Regions from separate parts of the Mus musculus genome. Here region 2 is linked to region 1. Evidence: chromatin loops called from intact Hi-C (ENCODE). Cell type or tissue: heart. All regions are shown on one strand. Links, peaks and the distances in the headings refer to the core of each region. The heading gives the core; the rest is flanking DNA.

Evidence for each region. Peaks named below come from ENCODE experiments on the same cell type or tissue, not always from the same donor. Only the 100,000 strongest peaks of a DNase experiment are listed, where the experiment ranks them.
Region 2: a loop joins it to region 1, with 2.4 times the contacts of the local background. A loop is called at or near these places in 7 of 42 quality-filtered maps.

Annotation. Positions count from the first base shown.
Region 1 is chr7:130,470,362-130,483,243 of GRCm38, forward strand. Ate1 (arginyltransferase 1) reads right to left here. Exons shown (of 12, transcript NM_013799.3): 8 at 11,322-11,354. Among named protein-coding and RNA genes, the nearest start is that of Ate1, 43 kb to the right of the region's middle. In heart, for the core only: CTCF peaks have their summits at 5,801 (motif pointing left) and 8,836 (motif pointing left); no DNase peak of the experiment used is centred there.
Region 2 is chr7:130,384,879-130,397,760 of GRCm38, forward strand. Ate1 (arginyltransferase 1) reads right to left here. Exons shown (of 12, transcript NM_013799.3): 12 at 6,615-9,858. The coding sequence ends at 9,680. Gm33771 (a long non-coding RNA gene) reads right to left here and starts at 5,101. Exons shown (of 3, transcript XR_378532.3): 1 at 1-5,101. In heart, for the core only: a CTCF peak has its summit at 5,591 (motif pointing right); no DNase peak of the experiment used is centred there.

The DNA.
Region 1 (12,882 bases), core at 2,068-10,067:
GATACTGCACTTTCTGAGATAAAACAAGTCAAAACAAAACAAAACAAAAAAACAACAAAACAAAAAAACAATACCAGAGAACAGTTACATGGTTCTGCATTTTTTTCAAACCTGTATCAGAAGACAACCTGAGTCTCATGTCTGCCTGTGCATTTAACCTGCTAACATCAAGGAGCCTCTAGAAAACAGTCTGTCCACTCAAGAGAAAGAGAGTCAGGAAGGCTAACGGCATCTCGGCACTGTGAGACAGCACTGGTCTTGAGGACGCTCTGGCACACGCAACAAGGCATAAGCCACATTTTTCTGTCTTTAAAATACAAGGAGCCTACAAACTTTAAGGTTAAAAAAAAAATCAAACAAAAAACAGGACTTGCCTTCTATTTCAGTTTTGAGAAACAAATGGTAAGATACAAATGAAAGGAGACCAATAAGCAAACTTGGGCCAACTTGTGTTCAGTCTGAATGGCCCATTCCCAAAGACCTGGTGTTTACACAATTACACAGAGGGCCCTGAAGAGCAAGGTCATGTAAACTACAACTGCTACCTTTTATTTCCCTGTAAGTCTGTCAGGGATGGGGTTAGCAATACTTAATGCTTCTTTCCAAGTCTGCAGCTTGCAGTTTAGGTTGTACAAAGGAAAAAAATCAGAAAAATTTCACAAGATCTTCTGTTTCAAGGATTTAGCTGATAACACACACACACACACAAATAAAGCTCCCCTCAGCTATACAAAAAAATTCACCTTGAATTCCGAGGAAAGATGGCTAAGCTTTGGTGATTAACGAGCTATGCAGTGCAGTTTCCGTTTCCAAAGCACCATGTAGAGATGACATGAATATTAATAGGCCAGGTCTCACTTCCAGCCAAACTGTCCCCAAATGAGTGCTTATTTATCCTAACAAACCCACCTGTCTCCTCGCCCAACTGCCTTCCTGGGCCTCCGTGATGCCCCAAGACAAGCTAGGCTCAGAGTAATTAGCAGAGAGGAAGTCGGTTGAGAGGATTTTCCAAAGGGGTAAAGATGAGGAGGGTAAAGACTTCAGAGAACAGAACCTCCTCCTTCCAAAGCCACCCAAAGCCACCTCTCCCAGCCTGTTCTTCTAGGACGCAAAAACCTACTGCTGGTTTTCTTCTGAATATGTTATTTTACGGCTCTGCAGGGACAGAGGTTAACCTGTAGAGTTTTTTTGACGGGAATGAATACTACCTAATGTTAGATAATTAGTAGTTGCTTTAATCTACTAGCAATCAAATCTCAATCACCTACTTCATTAAATTATATACAAATGCTCTTTGAAACAATTTTCATGTTTACTGGTTTTATAGCAAATAACAGGTCGATTAAGTCAGACATGCGTTTACACTGTCTGGGTAAGATTATTGTTTTATCTTTTAAAAACCTATAGTTAAGAGCCCTAAAGGTCATTGCATGAGAAGCTCAGGTAAGCTCACTGGATGGGGGATACAGAAGAAGCACTCAGTCAAGCACCCTGGTCCAAGCATCCTAATGGGGCTCCCATGCAGCGCTGCCACTGCTTGTTCTTTGCTCTGTGCCTTCCTCTTTACTGGGTCTGCATTACCATTCTCAGGACCAGGACTATATCCCCACTACTGTACTATGTGCTGGATCTGACGACATGTCTCTGCTGGACGATGAAGAGTTATTTTCTTCTGAAAAACCAAAAATGGAAAATCTGGGGTTTTCGCTATTTTTATTTGTGTATTTGTAACTTTAATTAATAAAACAGTTCTTTGTTATCTGAAACCACTGTGTTTGACATACTGCTAAAGTTTCAGAACTGAAGAGTTTTTACATGTCTGTTCATAATCAGAAAAGCTTTTACTTTTATTTCTATAATGATTCCCCACATCCAGGTGATATTAAATTGCATTCAAGTATGAGCTCTGTGAAGCTGATGTATAGAGATAATCAAGCAGAAAACAAGCTCCTTATAGGAACTAACAGCTTAGAAGCAATTTTAAGAATTCAAGTAAGTATACATAACTAAGGTGACTCTCTAGATAAATCCACTGGCATGAAATTTTTAATTTAAAAAAAAAGTATTACCTTCTTATATTTATAAGCACTATCACTGGATTTAAAATTTATGATAAAGGACTTACCACAAATGGTTTTAATAAATATATACAGAAAGAAAAGAGCTACTATTACTATTGAACATACAGATTTTCTTTTAAAATTAAATTGTTAATACTAAGTGCTTTGCCTTAATCTGATTTTTGTGTATTTTAAATCCTGACTCTCTCAATAAAAAGACTTTACAAAGTAAGGCTCTTTCCAAACGGTATACCAAAAGTAATAGAAGTCCAAACGTGGACTCTCCCAACTAAACAGTGTTTACTGAGCACTACGACCCAACCTTGGACTGCTCAGTGACTGGTCTGAGCTTCCTTCACTGCTGTTCAACCGGCAACTCCTGCTCTTACAGCCCTTCTTACAGGAACACATATTCCATGGTGACATAGCAGACTGAGAACTCAATGAATGCCGAGATCAAACAAGACTGATGTCCCCATGGAGACTAATCCACCCCAGGATTTACTATTCAAGGTTTTTCTGAAGCATTCACGCACAACTAATGGGCAATGAAAACTGTCAGGGAAGATGACCCTAATTTTGAACACAGCTAAGAAGGTCTTGGGAGGAATGATGAATAGTTCTACTCGCTGAAGGAAAGCTAGCTAACCCAGCAAGAAAATAGCTTGAACTTTTAAGATCCCCAAACTAACTCAAGTGTGTGCAGAAAAATCTTGAACAAGACAAATCTGTGGCTTTTTTCTATTCAGTGTTTGAATTTCTACTTTAAGCGTGCTTTCTTTAGTCTCAAAATCCACTTTTACATTTTAGTCACCCTGGGGTCCTATAAAGGAAGACTTCAGTGACTGTCATTTCATTTCACAAAGCAATACACATCTCCAATTTCTACTGTCTCAACAATCACGTGATGCCCAAAACCTAACTGAGGAACGTCAACCTCCTGACCAATCAGCTTCAGGAGAACTGTCTGGCCACATATGCAAGATGCTTGCATTGTACTCACCACAGCAAACTCAAGACAAGAAAGGATGTCTTCAGTTCAACTGTTGGGCCTTACTGGCAGCTCTGCCCGAGCCAGAACTGCCCAACAGGCCTTAGATGCAAGGGAAGGGAACAGCTATCAAAGGACAATCTAGTGCTTTTGTTCCAGATTTCTAATTGGTGCCTTTGAGTAATAACACTCCCAAGTCAAGTGTATGGGACACAATCTGAAACTATAGGATTCTTTCCTTACATATACAGCTACAAGAAACAAAACCCTGCTCCTCTCTGGTTTGGCCCAGTGGTTCAAGCCACAGCCCTGTCTTCCTCTTCTGATTATCATTATCACCAACAGACTGCTGGCCATCACCTACAAATAACTATGTTTTCACTAGGTCCCTCCTGCTTCCTGCTTTACCTCTTCAAATAAAGCTGGGCCTAAGTAATAGACTAAACCAGGTAAAGCTTTGCTCCCACCAGTTCACTGGCTGGCCATCTCCACAGCGCTCCAACTCATGCCAGCTCTCAGCACATCTGCTCCTCAGGGTACTCCACACTTAGGGAAATTATCCAAACTCCAGCTTAACAGCTCAGCCCCTTCCCTTCATGTCTCCATGGCTTCTTTCAATTCTCTCCCTCCCACCACTTCTCTTTCCAAATTCTGGCCGTTAGCAATACCTTACCACAGGAAGCTGCCTCACACTATTATGCTGACATAAGAGAAGTGAAGTCCCTGGGTCCTCCCAGAGTGTTTGCCTAAGTCTCTTCAGAAAGCCAAGCAGTTCGCCATTCAAAAAATCTTGAAAAATGGTTTGAAAGCTTTTATTCATGGCTTGTTAGCTAATATTATGAGGATTAATAAAATAATGCTAAAATATTAATTAAAGCATATCAATTTCAATACTGATAAGTCACAGAGAGGAAAACACAGCAGAGTCTGCGTCTGACTCATGTCATCTATTACAGTCTCTCTAAGATCATCCCTGCTCCTTCTGATTGCAATGACCATTCACCAGCTGACAGAAGTAAAATTCTTTCTGGCTTCTGGCTATTATGAATAATGCTGGTATAATCATTCATGTATGATTATTTATGTGGATACATATTTTTATTTCACTTAGGCATAATCAAAAGAAGTTTTGAAATTATAACGTTAAATATGATATTTTGAAAAACAACTGAACTACGGCTCTACATTTTGTTTTCCTATCATCAAAATAAGAGAGTTCTAATTTCTCTACATTGTGCCAATCTCTCTCTGTCGTTTGATTCTATTCATTTAATGAGTTCATGGTGATTTTTCTCTGGTTTTAACTTCCATTTCCCAAATGAATATCAACAGACTGTTTCTCTGGTGTTTTCTAGACCTCTGTCTCCCCTGGAGAAGCACAACATTGAGTAACTTACCCACATTTAACTAGGTTCTACTGCTGTTATTAGAGTGCTATTGTATTCTGCTGGTTCTTGATGCCAATTTAATTACATTCTCCATCCTCTTCAATTTAGTGAACTTTGTAAAATACTCCAGAATATGCTCTGGCGTGGTGTACTTGAAAATGTACCGATTTGAAATATCACAATGAAGCCCATCACTTTGTATGCTAACTTAAATTTTAAAGGGGGGCAGTGAAGGAGATGTAGTTCAGTAGCAGAGTACTTGCCTGGGCTATTCCATGCCCTGAATCCAATCTCTAGTACTGGGAGAAACAAAAAAACAAAGAGGAACAGCTGGGAAGCCAGTTAAAGCAGGAATGCTTTACAAATGAGCCATGCTATCTGTAGTTTATGACTTGCTTGACTTCAAACGTGGCTTTTTGTCACTGAGGAGTATAGTATTGATAGACACCAATTAAGTAAAACTGTGAGCACATTGTTCAAGCCTTCTAAATTATCTCTAACTTCATCTAAATGTCCTCTCAAAGTATCAAGAAATTGTCCTAAAATGTTTAAGTGTCACTGATTTGACAATTTCTCCTTCTCCTTCACTTCTTTTAGTTTTTATTTTTACTTTGAAGGTGTTATTTTTAATGATTGCATTTTAGAATACACTTGATTTTTTGTTTCATTATGAAGCATCTTTCTGTCTTCAGTTTCTATCAGACAAAGACTACTTTGTTTGATTTAAAGACAGCCCATCCAATGTTCTTACGATAAATATTCATGGGAATAACTTACTGCAGCCTCTTACCTGTAAGCCATCCGTATCTTCATATTTAAGTGTAGAGCTTGCTTTTTATTCTTTTATCCAGTCTGACAATCTCTAATTTTTAAATGGAGTATGTAGTCCTACAGTGTAAAACAACATAACCACTGGCCACATATGGCTATTGAAATTTAACTAGAACAAAACTCTGAAATTTTTAAGTATAATGCAATAGCTATGTATACTCAAAAAAGTTTGAAACAATGCAAAAATAAAATTTCCCATGCAGCCAAGTTTGATTTAGGCTTTTATATTTAATGTAATAAATAATTGGACTTAAGAGGGCCATCTTGCCATTGGTCTTACAGTTTTTTATTTTTGTTCCAGTTACCTTATTTGACTTTTTCTACTTTTTAAAATCTTTAATGAACTGAAAACAATCTACTACTGTATCTTATCTTCACTATTGGATCATTCACATTATCTCTCTGTAATACACATAATACACATCTCATAATGATTTTCACAAGGGAACAATTTTGCCTCTTTGGAACTTTTGGCAGTCTGTCATCATCTACAGGACTGTGCTTATCATGGTGAAGAGTGCTACTGGCATCTAGTGGGCAGCAGCAAGAGGTGCAGCTAACTTTCCAACAGTGATCAGAGCCACACAGCACCTCCCAACCAAGTGAAGTGGTAAGGCTCATAAACCCTGCTCTCAAGTTCAGTAAATCTATCTCTAATTACCCGCTTCCTTCGTGTGAGAATCTTGAATGTGAGCATCTCACAACTGTGTCATTCTGTCTCCTTCCCACCTTGCTTTTCCTGACTCATATTGTGAGATGTGGTTCTCAGCTCCTAGCTAGTCTGATCTACCCGTCTGCGCTCAACTTTCATCATGAGAGGTAGATACTCTGTGAGAATATAAAGAATGTGATAAGCACAGTCCTGCATGTTACAGATGCTAGCTTCTCAGTAAGTATTATAACTCCTAAGAGAGAGGACTTGAATCTGAAATGAAGAATCAGAAGGACATACTTGAAGAGATGCCCAAGTGTGTGTTAACTTGTGCTGCAGCTTCCTCTGTTCTCTAAACATGACAAGGAGACCACAATCTACTGCACTGGCTGGCAGAGTCTGACTCTGAAGAGAAAGTCAGGAATCTCTTGACCTCTGATACAGAGTCCCATTTATTTACCTGCACTTAACTGAAGACATCTGTAAGCGGTGCCACACAACATGTAACTCAGACTCAGAAATATCTCTAAGTCAGAAGTCCCCTAAACCTAGCAGGTAAATGTTCATCAGCAGCTACACACAATCACACAAAATTAGAACTATAATAGAAATGCACTGTCTAGCTTGACAACATGATAAAAGGTCTTTTCCCATAAAGCTTAATGACTGCAATTGGTCTTCATGAGTGAAAAGGGTTAATCCCACAGAGAGAAGTAACTGACTCTACACACATGGTCCATTCAAATGACAACATATCAGATTACTGACGTAATTACTATAACCTGACAATTTCATTAGATTCATGTGGCAGTTAAATGGCTAGGACTTACAACAAAGGGACCTGGCTCACTCACATGACTTCTTATGGACAAAGTGAAGCTTAAGGTTGGCTATGTGAACTTCAAGTCTCCTACATTTTACTGTCTTTGCTGGAATTATTCTTGTTTTTTAAAATTAGGAAAGTGCCTATCTCTGGTTAAAACATAAGCTTAACAGTAAAATTAACCATGTAGAAGAGAGGCTTCCAGCATTCTCTTGCCTTGCTTAGGATTGCCTCTCAGACAGTGTAGTGAAATAGAACCAAACCCTGACTGAGCTCAAAGCTACTGAAGGAGATTTGGGGATGGCTGCCATTCGAAGGGCAGCATCTGTGGAATTCCAAGCTAATGGACTATCAAGAGAAACCCTCAAGGTATTTACTACCAGAGAATCGTGGGCGGGGTGATGATTTTTAATTATTTCATCTTTCTCCTGTATACCCATAAGCCTAATAAAAATTTGTCTTAGAAATCAACTTTGCCAAGAAGCTAGACATCTCCAAATCACCAAGAAAAGAAAACAGAAAATACTAACAAGCTGTCACTCAATTCTGGTGATGATGCTCTTCCTTCACACTTTCCATCAAAGGCTGCAGGTTCCATATACTCAGCCAGTATTTAACCAGAGTAGTGACCAGGGATTTAAAGACCTTCAGTGGTTGGTCCACTGTAGGGTAGTAGGTAAACTCCAAGCCCTTTCTGCAACTAATAACATCCAAAGGTAAAAAGACAGAGCTTCTGGTCTCAAGTAGGCTCGGTCAAGCTGAGAAGACAAGAGAGCTAAGTATATTAAAATACAAACAGTAAACTTCATTTGCTGTCAGATGAGTACTGTCAAGTTATGAATAACTAACCTCATTCATCTAACCTCACTCAGTACACCAACTTCATTCAGTCATCTCTCCATCTATCCACCCATCCATCCATCAACCCATTCAAAAAAGTATTTACTTACGCAGTACCTACTATAATATAAACATGGAGAAACAAGGTCCTCTTCTCACTGAACTTACATTAAAGAGAAATTAATTGGTGAGACCCATTTAAAAGCATTTTTGCAAATGGTCAATATCATCTAAATCAGCAATTCCTAACCTGGGGTTGTGACACCTTTGAGGATCAAATGATCCTTTCACGGGGTTCACATTATCAGACATCCTGCATATCAGCATTTACATTTGACTCATAACAGCAGCAAAATTACAGTTATGAAGTAGCAATGAAATAATTTTATGGTTGAGGTCACCACAACATGAGGAACTGCGTAGAGTATCACAGCATTAAGAAGGTTGAAATCTCTTATATTTTGGATGTGAGCCTAGCCTTTAACAGCTGAGTGGGCTGCAGAGATGGCTCAATGGTTAAGAGCATTGACTGCTCTCCAGAGATTCTGAGTTCAATTCCCAACAACCACATGGTGGCTCACAACCATCTGTAATGGGATCTGATGCCCTCTTCTGGTGTGTCTGAAGACACCTACAGTATACTCACATATAAATAAATCTTTAAAAAAAAAAAAAGAACCAGGGATACACAGAGAAACTCTGTCACAAAACAAAAAAAGAAAAAAAGGAGAAGAAGAAGGAGGAGGAGGAGGAGGAGGAGGAGGGAAGAGGAGGAGGAAGAAGAGGATGAGGAGGAAGAGGAAGAGGAGGTTGAGAACCACTAATGATCTAAGTGTTAACTGACCTGGGATGTGGATCTTCAACTTCAGCATCCTTTCTAAAATCCTATACATGGAAGCAACTCTACCTAACATAAGTGTTTTAAGCTACATTTCTCATATTACTAAACATAATTACATTATCATTTATCACTTGTACTTATTTTATCAACTATTTATAACATTTAACATAATTTTATTCAAAATATCCAAGATTTTTATTGATTCTAAAATATTAAATAACCCTTTTAGTTTTCCTACACTGCCTTAGTTTTCAAAAATTTATTCATTTGTGTGTATAAGAGTACATTTGTGGGGCTGGAGAGATGGCTCAGCGGTTAAGAGCACTGACTGCTCTTCCAGAGGTCCTGAGTTCAAATCCCAGCAAGCACATGGTAGCTCACAACCATCCTTAACAATATCTGGCGCCCTCTTCTGGAGTGTCTGAAGACAGCTACAGTGTACTTACATATAATAAATAATTAAAAAAAAAAAAAGAGTACATTTGTGTACTTCTATGGATGTGTACTTCATGCACATCTGTTGCCCAAAGAAAACAGAAGCGGGTGTTGGATTACCTGGAAATGGAGTTATAAATAGTTGTGAGCCACTAAGCAAATGCTAGGAAACTTACTCAGGTCCTCTGTAAGAGCAGCGAGTGATCCATCTTTCTAAGCCCTAAATTACCTTTAACTACATTTATTTTCATGTACAAAATTAAGTCTCGTTATACAGCCAAACAAAATTTTCTAGCCTTTTCTGTCTGATACTTCTCACTTCTACGGTCAGAAAGTACTTTCTCAACTTTGGCAGATAACAGAATGTAAACTGTCTCCAAGAGTCTCGTGATTTCATGTTTCTACTATATTATTTAAAATTTTATGTTTCCTGTACTATGCTCGGTGCTGACCACAAATCACTTTATTTAATTATAATAACCTTGTGTTCCTCCCATTTTCAGATTGGAAAGCAGCAGGCCAGAGAACTTAACTTGCCCACAGGCCCCTCACATCCCTCTCAACTCAGAGCCCAGCACCCTTTCACTGTCACTCTTTGCTTCCATCTTAAGACTGAGGGATTAGAAAATGTGACCAAACCAGCTTCTCTGATATGGTCCACTTCCGCTGGTGATGATTCAAACTGGTCATAGGTCATCACCCATCACTAAGAAGAACAGCTCACAGTCAGCTATTGGATGGATCACAGGGCCCCCAATGGAGGAGCTAAAGAAAGTAACCAAGGAGCTAAAGGGAACTGCAACCCTATAGGTGGAACAACATTATGAACTAACCAGTACCCCGGAGCTCTTGACTCTAGCTGCATATGTATCAAAAGATGGCCTAGTCAGCCATCACTGCAAAGAGAGGCCCATTGGACTTGCAAACTTTATATGCCCCAGTACAGGGGAACCCCAGGGCCAAAAAGGGGGAGTGGGTGGGTAGGGGATTGGGGGGGTGGGTATGGGGGACTTTTGGGATAGCATTGAAAATGTAAATGAGGAAAATACCTAATAAAAAAATAAATTAAAAAAAATAAGACTCAGAAAAAAAAAAAAGAACAGCTTCAGTAATCAAATGAATACAACATCATAGAACAGAAAAAGGAACAACTCTCAATGTGTGATGCAATCAGAGACAGTCTCAGAATATAAGGCTAGGGGCTAGAAAGATGGCTCGGCGGTTAAGAGCACTGTCTGCTCCTCCAGAGGTCCTGAGTTCAATTTCCAGCAACCACATGGTGACTCACCACCATCTGTAATGGGACCTAAGGCCCTCTTCTGGTGTGTCTGAAGACAGCTACAGTGTACTCATATAAATAAAATAAAGAAAAAGAAGAAAGATATAAGGCTACAGTTCAACCCTGAAAAGGAGTATGATTTAAGAATCTGGGAACTGAGAAAGGGGGCCCTTAAGTGAAACAAACAACAGAAGCAAAGAAAGAGACAAAGCTAAGACAAAAACAAAACTAAATAAATTGGAGTGTGAAGGGCTAAGTCCAGCTTAAGAGGAGAATAAAAAAAATTACAGGATTTGAACAATATAATTCTGTTCACAAATATGTTGCCTTGTTTCAACAGATGGCTCAGGGAAGTTTTGATTTCTAGTGTCATGTGGCTAGTAAGAAAATATACATCTTAAATCTGGAAAGACTCCAATCCCAGCCTCTATTATATTCAACAGCACTTTGCTTTTTCTAAGTCTCCACAATCATCGACAAGGTTTTCTGCAACCACAGCTCACATGACTCTGGTTCTCTGAACATCCGGTGACATTTTCTTAACCTCCCAGTTTATTCCTTTCTGAGTTCCACATGAGAAGCAGAATGGAGACTAAATGAGAAGCAAAGGAAGCCTCAGGAACAGTGCCTGTGTTCTACGGAATGCTCAGTGCCAGGCAGGTCCTCCGTTCCTCCAGTCTCTTATGCAGGTGAAGCTTCCTTGATGACAGCTGTGCCCATCCAGCTCTGCTGAGGCATGCTAGTGACTTAAGCAGGAACAATGCAACACAGGGTTCACAGAAATAAAGTCTAGGGCTGAGTTCTCCATCATTACTAAGAAATAAAATGTATCTAAAACAGCATGACCAGATGCTACAAAAACAAAAAGGCTATGTTCAACCCGCTACTATTACTGAAAAACTTACTACTGTTTTAAAACAATCCCTCCTAAACTTTAATCAAATAAGTACCTGAGAAAAGAGCCATGCAGAGTTATTCTATTGGCAATGCTAATTTGAAAACTGGAGAGTGGGCCAGGCGTGGTGGCACACACCTTTAATCCCAGCACTCGGGAGGCGGATTTCAGAGTTTGAGGCCAGCCTGGTCTACAGAGTGAGTTCCAGGACAGCCAGGGCTACACAGAGAAACCCTGTCTGGAAGGAAAAAGAAAACAACCAAAAAACTGGAGAGCAATCTCTTACCTCCAATGGTGAGCTGCAAAGGAATCTTGTAAACTGCAGAGTCCAGTTTGAACAGGATTGGTTTCAGCCAGTAAGAACGGGGCAGTAAGAAAAACATACAAAGGAAAGTTAGTAAACCATTTTCCAGTCGGAGCATCTGAAGCAAAAGTCTGTACAAAGCTACTATTTCCTACAACGTATAATTCATCCAGAGTGCAGACAGTTCAACTCAGTTCCTGAGCAGTATCCAACTATTCTAATTAATTTATATAAGCCCTAAATATTTGTGTAAAAACACATACAGCATTAGTCCTAAAATAGTTCAGCTTTTAAATTTTATCTCACAACCTCTGAACATAAAACAACAACAAAAATGCTCAGTAAGAGAGGAGTCAACAGTCTTTCAAATTATAAATGTAAAGCGAGGCTTAGTTAATGCCAAGAATAGGTAGGAATACACAATTCAAGACACAGCAGAGGGTGAGAGGAGTGTGGTATCCCCGCACTGTGCTTCTGCTGCCACACTTACTCTATCAGCTCCCTCCATCCCATATTCCCTCTTTCTTTGTTGTTCTGTCACTCTTTCTCCTACTTGGCTATTACTCTCCTTCACCTCTCTTAATCAAATGACTCATACAAAGGCTAACAGAGCACTAGATGTTACTACGCCAGGTTGCTTGTCTCTCAGTATGTTAACAATTCTAGAGGGAGGGACAGGAACTACTGACAGTGTAAACTTTCAGATGTCTCATACATACACATGGCAGGAGGTTCACATGACAGACATGTTTATAGAATCAACATTTTAAATCCTTTGAGATTCACTACAATAATCAAATATCCAAGTAAAATAAATCCACCTTTCTAAATGAATATTAACTACAATAAGCTGCAGTGACCGGCCTGTCTCCAAGCACTCTTGACTTTCTCTACAACAAAGCTAATTTGTGTGCACAGAAAATACAAATTTTTGTTCTCTCTGAGATACACATAGAAGAGCTAGGGGTATGGCTCAGCGATAAGAGTGCTTGCCTATCCTGCAAGAGGTCTTGGGTCTGAGCCCCATAACTAGGAAAAGGAAAAACTGAAATTATCAGTAAACTTATCTAACGTCTGGGATTTCTTTCTACACCACTGACGAAAGGTGCTGAGGTAAGTAACAGAGTTGATTAAAACCCGACTACTCATACTAAACTAATGAGGTAAGAGAGCAAGACAGAGGACTCCTTCATGTATGATTAGCTCCACTCAGTGAATGTTTAGGTTTTCTACAAGAAACTCCCCTTAATACAGTAAAGTATCAGCTACATCCTTCCCAAATTATACAAATATACTCCTAAAATAACTCGGGGCATATCAAAGTTACTAGTATCAACTAGGTTCTAGACTATAAGATGCATTAAAATATTGATACTGTGAAAATTTTCTTCAATATCAAACATAATTCTATTGACAAACCTTTTCTGAAAGTATAAAATACACCAAAATGCTGTTTTTATAATGCTGGTATGACACAATTCTATAAAAATGGAAATTGTATGGTCTTGGGGTCTTTTGCAATAGCTCAATCTAAGAATCAATT
Region 2 (12,882 bases), core at 2,018-10,017, 86 kb before region 1:
AGATGGTACAATGGCTGGAGAAGCTTGATTTAGATGAGACAGAGACAAAGATGAGACAGAGACAGATGATACTGATACAGACGATATAGAAGCAAAGGCGAGACAGATGATACTGATACAGATACAAATCATACTTAAATAATCCACAACATAATGGTTTAGGAAACAAATTGGGTAATAGAAAATAAACCAGGTAATAGGGGAAAAAATACAGCAACTATAGGATTTTTAAAAAGCAGAGCTGCACACCTTCCACTCCACCTTCCGGGCTGATTAACTGATAAGCGACCTGGCAGCTGCATATTAAACAGTCCAGAGGGAACAGGAGTTTTTTTCCACTTCTCTTCTGCAAATCTCAGTAAACTTTTTTGGGGAGACTGGTGAAAGTATTTTTATTGCTATATGGCAGAAAAATAGATACATTTGCAAAGACATTCACACCTGATTAAAATAAACACTTAATTAGAACCTTTAAAAACCTGGAAGGAAATGTAAGGCAGACTATTCATTTAATTAATTACAAAATGACCCGTAGCCATGTGTTGTCTGTGTGTAGGTATGTGCAGCTGTGTGTGCAGGTACCTTGGAGTCCAGAAATGGTGCTGGGTGTCCTGGAGCCAGAGCTGCAGATACAGTGAGCCACCTTCTCTGAGTACTGGAAACTGAGCAAGATAAACTATTTTAAAATGGAAATGCACTAGTAGTGATGTGTAAACGATCTGAGCAATTCAAGCTTTTCTTTTAAAAAGTCCTATCTCTGTGCATTGCTTCACTATACATCCTGCTACAGTTGTGAACACCAGGAACTGGAGACAACTCCATGGAACCCAGAAACTACAGGTTCACACACAGGGTAGCTGTGACACTGCCTAGCTCCTGGTTCAGTGAGAGATTCTGTCTCAAAAGGAGTGAAGAGAATGGCAAGAAAGCAGGACATTCAATATCCTCTTCTGACCTCCAAACACCCCCTACACACACACCCACACACACCCACACACATGCACACACACACGCACTCACACAAACACACACACGTGTACACACACACACACACACACACACGCACACACGCATGCACACTCAGGTTAGTAAAACAGCTCTTCAGTCTGGCCATCTCTCCATGTCTGAGAAGACAGTGGACGGACACGTGGAATCCTGTATGTATGACTGAGACGACTGGGATGGTTTTGTTTCATGGTCAAAAAGCTCCCTTAGTTGAGATGCTATTCAGGCTTACTGAGTAGTGAATTAACAAAGTGTGATGAATTGGACCTCATGAAGAATTCATGAGTTCTCACTTAACGCTAATTTTTTTTTCAAGGCCTACATTGTTAAATGACTTTAAAACCCTGGCTCAGACTGACAAGCACAAAAATTAAAGTTCAGAGAAAATTCAATCTTAATTCATACAGTCAAATAATATAAGATTGCATTTATGCCCTTTCTTGCAGTGAATGCCTAAAGCCTGCAACATTAAAATAAAAATTTCAAGCTACTTTCTCATACTGCATTTAATCAAACTTTAATCGTCCTTTGATCCTCAAACAAGAAAATATTTGTGCTAGTCACAAAGAGTCTGCTATATGCACGCCAGACAAGTGAAGGGTGCCTCTGTCTCTGTGGAGGATACAACACTCCCTCCTGAGTGTCACAAATGTCTTGTCACAGTGGTTAGCTAGACCCATGTTGAAAACATTTACTTGGCATTGATTCTTCATATTGCAAGTCAAGAGATGTGTGGAGAAAACCAAGCTATTCTGAGGCTCTTAAAACCCTAATAGTCTTGCGGGTAGCAAGATGGATTAGTGGCTGGAACTGCTTCCTGAGCAAGCCTAATGAGCTGAGTCACCCCCAGCTCCTATGTAAGAGGCAGATTTGGAGGTACATCTCTGTAATCCCAGTATTCCTACAGAGAGATGGAAAGCAGAGATAGAAGGCTTGCCCAAAAGCCTCCAATACTCTCAGCAGGGCAGAAACAAAGACTCTGCCTCATGAACAAGGTGGAAAGATAGACTGACCTCCTGAAAGTTGTCTTCTGACCTCCACACCATGGTACATGAGCCCAAACTTACACGCCTGCTCTCTCTCGTGTTCTCACTTTCACATGCCCCTCCCCAACCCCCAATAATGCTTTCCTAAAACTCAGAATTTGACCCATGTACCTGCCCCAGCCCTGAGGCAGATGCCACAGTGATGAGTGAACATGTGATGAAGAAAGAGGAAGATGGAGTGTGCAGTAGATAGGAGAAAGTGTGAAGCCAAGTGGTTTGTGTGCTGTGGAGCGAGGAGGAACTGGAGATGCAATGGTGGTGAGGAACAACAGGTGGGTCTGAGGAGCCTGTGCCTGTGCCTGTGCCTGAGGCCATTATGATGTCCAGGTCCCGGATGCTGCCAAGAGCCATGGCCGGGCCTCTGGCTCTATGGCAACAGGGTCCATGTTGATGTCTGTAGAACATGTTGCCACCAAGGTGCATTCAGTTGTCTGTGGTCTGGGCTGCTGCCTGAGACCATGTTGATATCCAGGGGACATGCTGATGCCAAGGAGACTGATCTGAGTAGTCTGTGCTGCCACATGAGACCATGGTGACATCTATGCCCATGCTTCTGCCAAAGGCCATGTCTGAGTCCACAGTCCTATTGCAGGCATAGCATGTGTTTATACCGGAGACCAGTGTTACCAGCAAAGCCCGTGTAGCTGCCTCTGTCTGGTCGATGCCTGAGGCCATGCTGATATCTGAGCACTGTGATGAGCTAGCCTCGCCCCTCACCAGCCACTCAGGAGAGCTGTCCCACCCTTCACCTGGACAGCACAGGAGAGCTGGCAGGCTAATCAACTCAGCTACTACGCAGGCCCAAATCCTGGGCTTTGAGCTAGTCTATCCAACATCTACCAGCTTCTGAGCTGCTGTAGCGAGTGAAGGGGTTGGTCCATGACTCTGAGCAACAGCAGGATAGCATGAGTCTCAGTGAGGGTCCAGTATGGATAACGTTGCAGAAGTCAGAGGCCTTGAACCAGACCAATGACTCATTGCAAAAAAAGATTTCTAAGTAAAGATGTTTGAACAAAAGGGTATACTAAAATGGAAATTGCTGGTTTCTTTGAATACTCAGGTTATAATGATGTTTTGCTGGGGCAGACAGGTGAAAGAATATTTTGCTAAAGCAGACACATGAAAGAATGTTTTGCTGAAGCAGACACATAAAAGGATACATGATGCTTAGAAAGTATAAATATGACCCCGCCCCCCTGACAGTGGGAGCTCGAGTATTGGTTCACTTGGCTCTGCCTCGCTAGTCTTCGCTGACAACACACATGCATTGGTTCACCTTACACCGAACTGCTGAACTTCACCAAAGAAACTCACCAAAGAACTTCTCGTGTGGTTCCTGTGGCATCTTGCGGCTTCTACAGTGGACTCGGGACAGTTGGCGAGCCTTGCCGTTTCTTCAGGACTGAACTGCCCCTGCAGTCCTGTGTGGTGTCTGCTGAGGTCTGCAGCTGCTGATTCGTGCGTGGTGGTTGCTGAACAGACTGGACTAGAGCTGCTGATTCATGTTTGGTGTTTGCTAGTGGAATGGACCGAGGAAATCTCCCCCAAAAGAACTATTTCTAAACAGGTCCACTTCCCCCCATATCCTAATAAACTTTCTTTTCATTACCACTGGTAGGTGGTGGACTAGAGGAGAGGTTGAACCTCTATTAAAGCAGGATGTGAAAAAATATATGCCTTTGGTATCTGTGGGACACACCATGTAACAAGAGCTTCCATGGTGGGATGAGTGGGGGAAGGGATTACAAGGGTGGAGGGCGGATATGGAAAGCCTGGGAAATGAATGAGACTGGGTGATAAGTGAAATTCACCAAAAATTAAAAAAAAGTTTTTAAACCTCGTAATTTGGGAGGCAGTATATTGGCAACTTTAGCTCTTGGCTTCACTGAAATAGTCAACGGACAATAGTTTCTAAATGGGAGCAAAGATAATATAGGCACTGACCAGACAGAAAGTGCAAATTCACTCAGGTTAAATCTCAATCAAGATAGCCAATGTACTAAACACAAAGTTGAACTTAATAATAGTAGCATGGCTATTCATTCCTTTCTGTAAACACCACTTACAGACTTTTTGATTTCTGAAAGAATTCAGAACCTTAATGCTTTAAAATAAACTTAGGCCTTTAAGTTAAGGCATTCAGTTGGAATATTAGAGGCATACAAACTTAAACACAGTAGCATAAATATCTAGTAAACAATGAGAAGAGAGACAATAATCTTTCAAAGCTTATTTTTCCGAAGCTTTGGGTAAAGAGGCAAAGACAGTTAGGGAATGAGGGATAGAAATAATGGTAGCAGGTGTCTGTTGGGGTTGTTATAACAAGGCACAGATTGGGGGCGTGAGACAAAAGGAATTCATTCCTGAGTTCAGGAGGAACTTCTTGGGAAGTTGAAGATCCTGGTGCTGGGAGACTTTGAGTCTGATGTGAACACACTATCTAGTCACAGACACTAGCTTGCTTTATCGTCCTGTGATGGGAGACGGGGCTTTACAAGGGGACCAGATAAACTTACAAGACCTCTGCCCTTGTGATCCTGCCACAGGTCTCACCTTCTAAGTCAGCACAGCGAAGCTAAGGCTTTCAATACTGTATAGAATTCCCAGAGGGACATGGATAGTCTAAGCCCCAAATGCTGCAAAGGGTAAAGGGATGAATATACTCACAACACATCCCAGACATACACACAACCATCAGTGAATAAATATTGCAAAGCCTTTTATTTCACTTAGGCAATTTGATGCAGTAAGAAGAACTACATTGCTCACACTAATTACATGTTGATACGCTCACAAGGCTGGAGGGGCCTTCCTCTCTGTGGAGCTCAAGGGTAGAATGCTTGCTTGGCTGGTATGTGTAGGGTTTGATCCCTAGGACCACACAGATAAATAATGTTCCTTTTGGATTATTTATCATGTCTGAATAACGTGTATAGAATGCTCGTTATTGTACATTCTAAAAACAAAGCTTGGGTTTTCTTAAAAAGAAAACATAGGGGCTGATGAGATGGCTCAGCAGGTAAGAGCACCCGACTGCTCTTCCGAAGATCCTGAGTTCAAATCCCAGCAACCACATGGTGGCTCACAACCATCCGTAACGAGATCTGACTCCCTCTTCTGGGGTGTCTAAAGACAGCTAAGGTGTACTTACATAGAATAAATAAATAAATAAATAAATAAATAAATAAAAAAAAAAAAAAAAAAAAAAAAAAAAAAAAAAAAAAAAAAAAAAAAAAAAAAAAAAAAAAAAAAGAAAACATAACAAATAATAATTAGTTGCCCAAAAAAAAAAACCAAAAACAAACAAAAAACCCCTGGTAATGCTGTTATTTATAATTCCTGTTACGCATGAAGTGGGCTCAGGGGTATGTGTAGCCTTCTTCTCTAAATGTAAGTACACACTGAGATACTATGCAAGCATTAGGATAAAATGCACACTGGAATACAATGGAAGCATTAAGACCTTTCTAGTTTCTTTTAAATATGTATATATTTATTTATTCAATTATTTATTATAGAAAGTTCTGCCTGCATGTATATCTACACACCAGAAGAGGGCACCAGATCTCATTATAAATGGTTGTGAGCCACTATGTGTTTGCTGGGAAATAAACTCAGGACCTTAGAAGAGGAGCCAGTGCTCTTCATTTCTGAGCTATCTCTCTAGTTCAAGACCATTCTATTTTAATACACTCAAAGTAAAATGATGAAAAAGCATGAAACCATATTCATGGTATGATTTCACTTTTCTTTAAGAAAAAATTAGTGTATGTTTAAGTGCATCTATGTATACACACACACACATATACATATATGGTAGAAAATAAGTCTGAAAGAATATATACCAAAATGTGAACAGCAGAAAGTGATGAGAAGTGACTTTCTATTTTGGAATTTAATTTGTAGACCAGGCTGGCCTCAAAATCAGAGATCTACCTGCTTCTGCCTCCTGAGTGCTAGGATTACAGGCACGTACACCACAGCCGGCAAACACGGTCACTTTCAAATCAGAAAAATAATAAAACCATAACCATTCTGTCTGGAGAAAAATTAAAAGTAATACTTAATTTTCTTGAAAATAAGGTTCATTTTATCACCAATTAACGACGATCCTCGTTATCACAAGGAAAGGCAAAACCCTGGTAAGTGTATACCACCTATACAACTGTGAAGTCAGTATACTGTGGCCTTAAGATCTCTGGAAATCCCTCAGGATAAAATAAAAAAGTTCATCCTAATTTTTGTGAAATTCTACACATTTTGCTTAAATGGAGATTTATTTTGTCCTCTAGAGAGGAAGTCACCCATACTCTGACATAACCAGATGGCCTACAGCTGATTATTGACAATCAAAGTTTATAGTTTATATAGTCAACATTTTCTAAATGCTTTTTACAGGTGTAATGTATTCAAGGATGTATGTGTGCGTGCGTGTGTGCACCTGTAGATGACACTGACTGACCATTCCTGCTCTATATCCCAACAGTTAGGATCACAGGCAGATGTGGTGCTGCACCTACCTGCTAGTACGTAATGAATGACAAGAACCACGGCCGACACAGCTTTATTGTTAGTATTTTTATTTTGGGCTTTTTTACAAGAACGAAAATCTCCAATGCAGTCAGACTTACTTTGCCTTCTGGCCAGTGGTTCCCGTAGGAGAGGAACGCACACTGAATAACTCGTAATTCAAACGTGTCAAATCCCCACTCACTTCCTTCCGTTCTTTTAAGTCAGCCACAGTAGAATCACTTTGGTTAAATGTTCATATTCTCTCTCACCTTTATTCACACTGAAATAATACAATATTTACACACCAAACTATTTGCTGTTCAGAAAGCTAGAAACATTCTTCTACATAATAATTTTGATATGCTAAGAAACCACACAAAACTGGCATTTGCAAATGGATAAAAATAGGATAGATTGCTTGAAAGAAAACATAAACAATAATTTTATCTAAATAATTTTAATTGAGTGACTATATTCATCTGATAATATAGTTTCTATCTTAGAATATAAAAGTGCTCAGATTACCTGTAATAAAAGTAACAAAAGTCTCAGAGAACTGAAAATAATTTAAATAAAGATGGTACACTGAGAATCAAAATGAGCCCTACGCTGTAGGCATGGAGGAAGGTGTGACTCTACCTGAACTCAGAAGGGGACACTAAGAAGGAGATGGAACACACAGACCTTCCTACCTGGAGAAGTCAGACACTGTCCCTGAAAGGCTTGCACGCATCTTTATTTACATGAAAATCACTGACAGAATCAGCCGCCTCAGCGAGACTTTACAAAAATGCCAAGTTGGGATACTTTCTTGACTGTCCTAACCGAGCTGTGATGGACACTCACTCAAGAGCTCAAAATATTAGCAAGCCCCTAATGTTCTCATAAATGCTGTCCAACTCCATTTAGACAGGGTCTCTCAGTGGCTCGATGCCCAGTGGCTAGGCCAGTGGCCAGTGGGCCCAAGAGGTACTCCTCTACTGAATCCCCAGTGCCTGCATTTCAAACACACACTACCAGACCCAACATTTTACATGGGCTCTAGAGAACTGAACTCAGGCACTGTACTAACTGGGCTATCTCCTCAGTCCCACCCAAGGACACATCTTCGACAACATCTAGAACCCTAAGGTTTCATACTAGTCGAAAAAAACTGTATTGAGGAGAGGATAGAGGGAGGAGGGAGGAAAGAATGAATACAAAGCAACTGAGCTGAAGAGAGAGTTTTCATGCCCAAGACGCTCTGAAGCCTCAGTAGGGCCACCCTAGGTTAGGCGCATCAGTCTAGAAACAGGGACAGTGAGCCATTTTCCTCTATTCTCTGCAGGAGAAACTCAGAGCTAGGGTAAGATGTTGGGCTGACCCCCCGCCCCCTCCCAAAAACAAACCCCTCTGGTAGCATGGCTATACCACCTACCAGGATATGCCTGGCTGCCCAATGCCAAGGTCATATATGTGATCCCATCCTACTGAAGAATACTGAGATTACCTATCACATCTTCTGCAATCTTCAATCTCACACACATTCACCGAGGGCAACTACATAGCAAGGAATGCACAGTTTTATTTGGGGTGGACAAGAGATTTGTGGGTTTCCATAATGCTCCTTTCTCTATGCCTGGGAGGATTTCAAACGACTTTTAATTTCTTAGCGTTCCAGGTGCTTCCCATTGGAGTGATTTTTATGAAAAGAAATAAAGTAACAACCCTACCCTCACTGTGGGATAGGTGCTCTCAGCAGCTCCAAGGCCAGGCTTGGAAGCACTTCTAGAAGGGGCTAGCTGAGAACAAGTTCAAACAAAGGGCTAACCTGTGCATCCAGCTTCCCGAGCACCTGAGGGAAGCCTCTCCTCACCAGGTCTGATGTGCCTCACGAAGTAGCTGGCTGCCTGCCTCCTTGACAGCAGGCATTTGGTGAACAAGCAGAAGGCCCAACAGCACAAGAATGAAAGTGAATGGCTGGTCTCCATTCTGAAGTACCATGGCAGCGCCTACTCTCTGACCCACAACTAGAAGAGGAATGCAGAGGCTAGAGGCCCCACCAACTCCACTACGGCTGTGCATAGCTACGGGACTAGATAATAATCACTTCTATCACTAACCACAAAAAAGCGTCTGAGTTCCAGAGAATGGAAAGTAGGAAGCTATTTTCTTTGGATAAGCCTCAGATCAAGCAGGAGTTACGACGTTTCTTTAGAAAGTTGTTTCTTATATTTGTAGAAATAGAACAAACACCACTAAGATCACTGCATATTTTATCATCCAAACAGAGATAACTCTGGGGCACAAGGGAACACTAGTGACAAGGAAAACAATTATGCCAAGACAACAGACATAGGCAGGACAGTCCTGGACAGACACCCAAAGTGAACACCTGATGTTTGCAATGTTTACAGTTCCTGTTGTCTATTATACACTACAACACTGGCAGGTTTACTATCAAGCAGAGTAACAGGGTTCTGGTTTGTGGGAAAGGCACATTTCCTGGGATGGAATGTGCTCTTCACCTTTAAGCCCATCTGAATTTCCCAGCATAAGCTAATGTCTTGCATGGGTCTTAGCCAGTGGTTCTTTCTCTACCTTCCTAATACTGCCATCCTTTAATACATTTCCTCACGTTGTGGTGATCCCACCCCAAACCATAAAATTATTTTGTTGCTACTTCATAACTGTAATTTTGCTACGATTATGAGTTATTATGAGTTGATCTCACACAGGCTATCTAACATTCGGCCTGTGAGTGTGGTGAGCCCACAGGTTAAGAACCATTGGTCTAAAAGAACAGTCTCTGTGTCAGAATTTCTCCAGCACAGAACAGTAACTGTGACAAAATGACTTATATTGACTTCTTCATTTTCCTTCCCTAAATATTCACTGGAGACATGAAGCACACCTTGCTCCAGAAGCAAGCTGCAAAGGACAAGTCCCAATTAAAGGGCTAGGTCATAGAATATTTTAAAATCTTTATATTAACCACAAGATTCTCATAAATACAATTCCACAAAATATTTTTAAAAAGCTCTACGAATGTACTTGGTGAATGGCTGCAGGAGCCGAGAAGCAGGTGGGACTGTGGCAAGAGATGCCAGGCTGGCGCTGGGCTGAGGTGCAGGCCTTCAGTGTCTGAACAGCAGCATCCTCTCCGAGCACTTCTGTCCTACGAGGTTTGCATACTCCAGCACACCAGCCTCCTCACTTGGGTCTTCTTGGTGATTCTTATAAACACCGTAAGGCATGGCAGATCGTCTGTGAAACACCCTTAGTCGGTCAAGTTCCTTACTGCGTCCTTCATCCTCTGCAAAGAAACAAATAAGGGTCAAAGACCAGACACACATGCAATGTTGAACTGTGTGATCAGAAACATGATGGACTAGGAGGTCCTGTCATGCAGTGTGCTCAAGGGCACATTCATAAGAACTAACAGAAGGATTTTAGTGAGAGGCAATGCTGTGGATGGGTCTGGTGCTGTTTGTATTTTGATGCTAATTCCACTCTCCTGGGAGGAGCTGCAGACAAGGAGTGAGTCACATACTCAGATGTCTTCTAGTGGATCAATTGCCTAATGAATAAAGGAGCCAATCACTGGGCAAGTAGGAGGGATGTCCAGTTTGGACAGAGGAAGAGAGGAAGTAGAAGAGAGTTAGGTCTTTTTTTTTTTTTTTTGTTTTTTGAAGGGGAATAGCGTAAGAACAAGATATAGCTAGATGTAATGAGGCTTTCAAGATCAGGATTTTAGGGAAGCCAGGCACGCCTTTATATCCCAGCACTCGGGAGGCAGAGGCAGGTGGATTTCTGAGTTTGAGGCCAGCCTGGTCTACAGAGTGAGTTCCAGGACAGCCAGGGCTATACAGAGAAACCCTGTCTTGAAAAACAAACAAACAAACAAAAAAGACTAGGATTTTAGCTGCTGCCCCCAACGACTGTTTCTGAACCAAGTTTGTGTTTTGTTTTCCTTCACGCAGTGGCTCGTTCCAGTTCAAGAGAGAAAGATACGATGGTGGCAAATCGTGGGTTTTGCCTGAGGCGCACCACAAAGGACACGGGGGATTTGAAGCACAGGGTTGGCGTAGTAGTGACCTGCCAGTGGGAACTTAGCAAACTGGGTAGAGACATTTCTGGAACTCAAGGCCAGAGTGTCTCCCCAAAATAAGAACAGGTCAGTCACTGCCCACTAGTGCATGGGGCTGGCCAGGCCACTGGGGCAGAGAGTTGCTGGTAAAAGCATGGGAACGAGCCGGTTCTTTTTCTTTTTTATATTTCCCACAACAGCAATAAGCATTACCCAATATACTAGCCAAAACAGAGTAATCAAAGAATTGCATTCAACTGAAAACCACTCTACCATACTCTTACCTTTCTGATTTTCAGAAATGCAGCGGCATCTACGATGCTCCAGAATATTCCTAGAGTCCACATAAGTCTCCAGTAACTCTCTAGTTATCTTATACAATGTACCTGTGGCTTTGGCTCAGTATGGAAACATACAGCCAATTTAGCAGGCAGAAAGAAGCCTGGCTTTTGTGGAGGGCAAAGGGCAGATTCTCACAGCTTCCATAGAAAACACAGCACAAAATGCTATGGCTACTGCTGTTGAGCTTTCTCAGCGTCCATGTACAAGAGCTCATGGCCTGTATCAAGGCATAGAACAACCTAGAAGAACACCTGTGCCCCTGCCTTCCCTGAAGGGGCTATGGCCTTTGACTCAGTTCTGCTTAGCACAAGTAGGGTTCTCTGAGACTGCAAGAGCCTTTCAGAGAGAACAAATTCATCTGTGCCTTCATTCAGGCTGTAGTCTCTACATGTACCAACACAGGGGCAGGATCCCTAATTTCTGGCTGGGAGCTTACCTTTGGTTTAGTGGGGGGCGGGAACCAACCTCTGACTTCATGAACAAACTGTCACGCCACCTAAGCTGCCTATGATTAGTTACATAAAATAATGTTTAAGCCAACATTCCTCTAGACTCCTATTACTGGACTCATTGCTAGTTCTAATCCGGAGAGAGGGTTACACTATATCTATTAACGTGAATACCCATTCAAACCACTGAACCATGCTACCTATAGCTGATTTCATACTGGAACTACCAGAGAAGGATTTTAGGAGTCCCTAAACATTGTGGAATCCTTCTACAGAAATCCCAAGTGAAAACTGGTCTAAATGAACCTTAAGCAACAGGGTTTTCTTAAGTATTTAAGTCCTGCTCTTAATCAGGGCAACATCGGCAAAAATGCTTCTGTGTGCATGGGCTCACAACAGTGTCTGGAGACCACACACCCCAAAAGTCTACCAGTGAGGGACTGGTTAAAGATAGCAGCACAGAAGAGAATGAAGGCAAAGAACAGAAAGTGGTAGTTTCTGAAAGACCAGTGCAGGTCTATGAGTCTCTGACTCAAAAAACTCAGGATGAATTGAGCGGGGTGGAGTACACTGTGATCCTAGTACTTGGGAGTGAGAGGTGGGAGGATCATAAGCTAAAAGCCACCTCGGCTACATAGAGAATTCTAAGCCAGTCTGGGATACACAGCAAGACTCTTCCCAAAAAACACAATCCAACCAAACAAAGATGCTTAGTGTACGAGGGTTTCAGATGGTGGATTTTGGAATACCTGTATACTTGTAAAGAGACCTGGGAAAGGAACCCAAGCCAATGTGTGAATGAAACTCACTATGCTTTTTATGCACCAAAACCAGACCCAGAACATCTCATACAATGTAAGTGTGGCCATGACCTACCACATAAGGTCGGACATGGAATTTGTAACTAAGCCACAAACATTCCAAGCTTCATCTTCCTCAGAAGCTGTTGCTCTAAAGCAGCATCAAACCCAGGACAACTCACTGTGGACCAATTTCAGGAAAGAGAAGAACAGTATGCCTCAGATGGCAGAAACAGAGAATGTGCCCACGTACTGTCTGTCTGCCCAACACACAGAGAGGAAGGGAGACCACCCAACCTCAGACTCAGACTCCAGACCTGCCTACATGTCTGGAACTGAGCATCACTCTGTCTGTCAGGCTTCGTGGCCTGTGGCAGTTTATGATCATCCTCAAGAAAGGCACAATTATTTAGTTTCTTTAAAAATTTACTTATTTAATGTGTTCAAATGTTTTGCCTCAATGTATATGCACCACCTGTGTGCCTGCAGAAGTCAGAAGAGGATGTCAAATCCCCAGGATCTGGAGTTATGGATGGTTGTGAGCCACCATGTGGGTGCTAGGAACCAAACTGGGGTATCCTGTAAGAGCAACAAGTACTTTTAACCACTGACTCATTGTTCCAGCCCCAAACTTATTTTAGTACAGCCCATATTGCTAA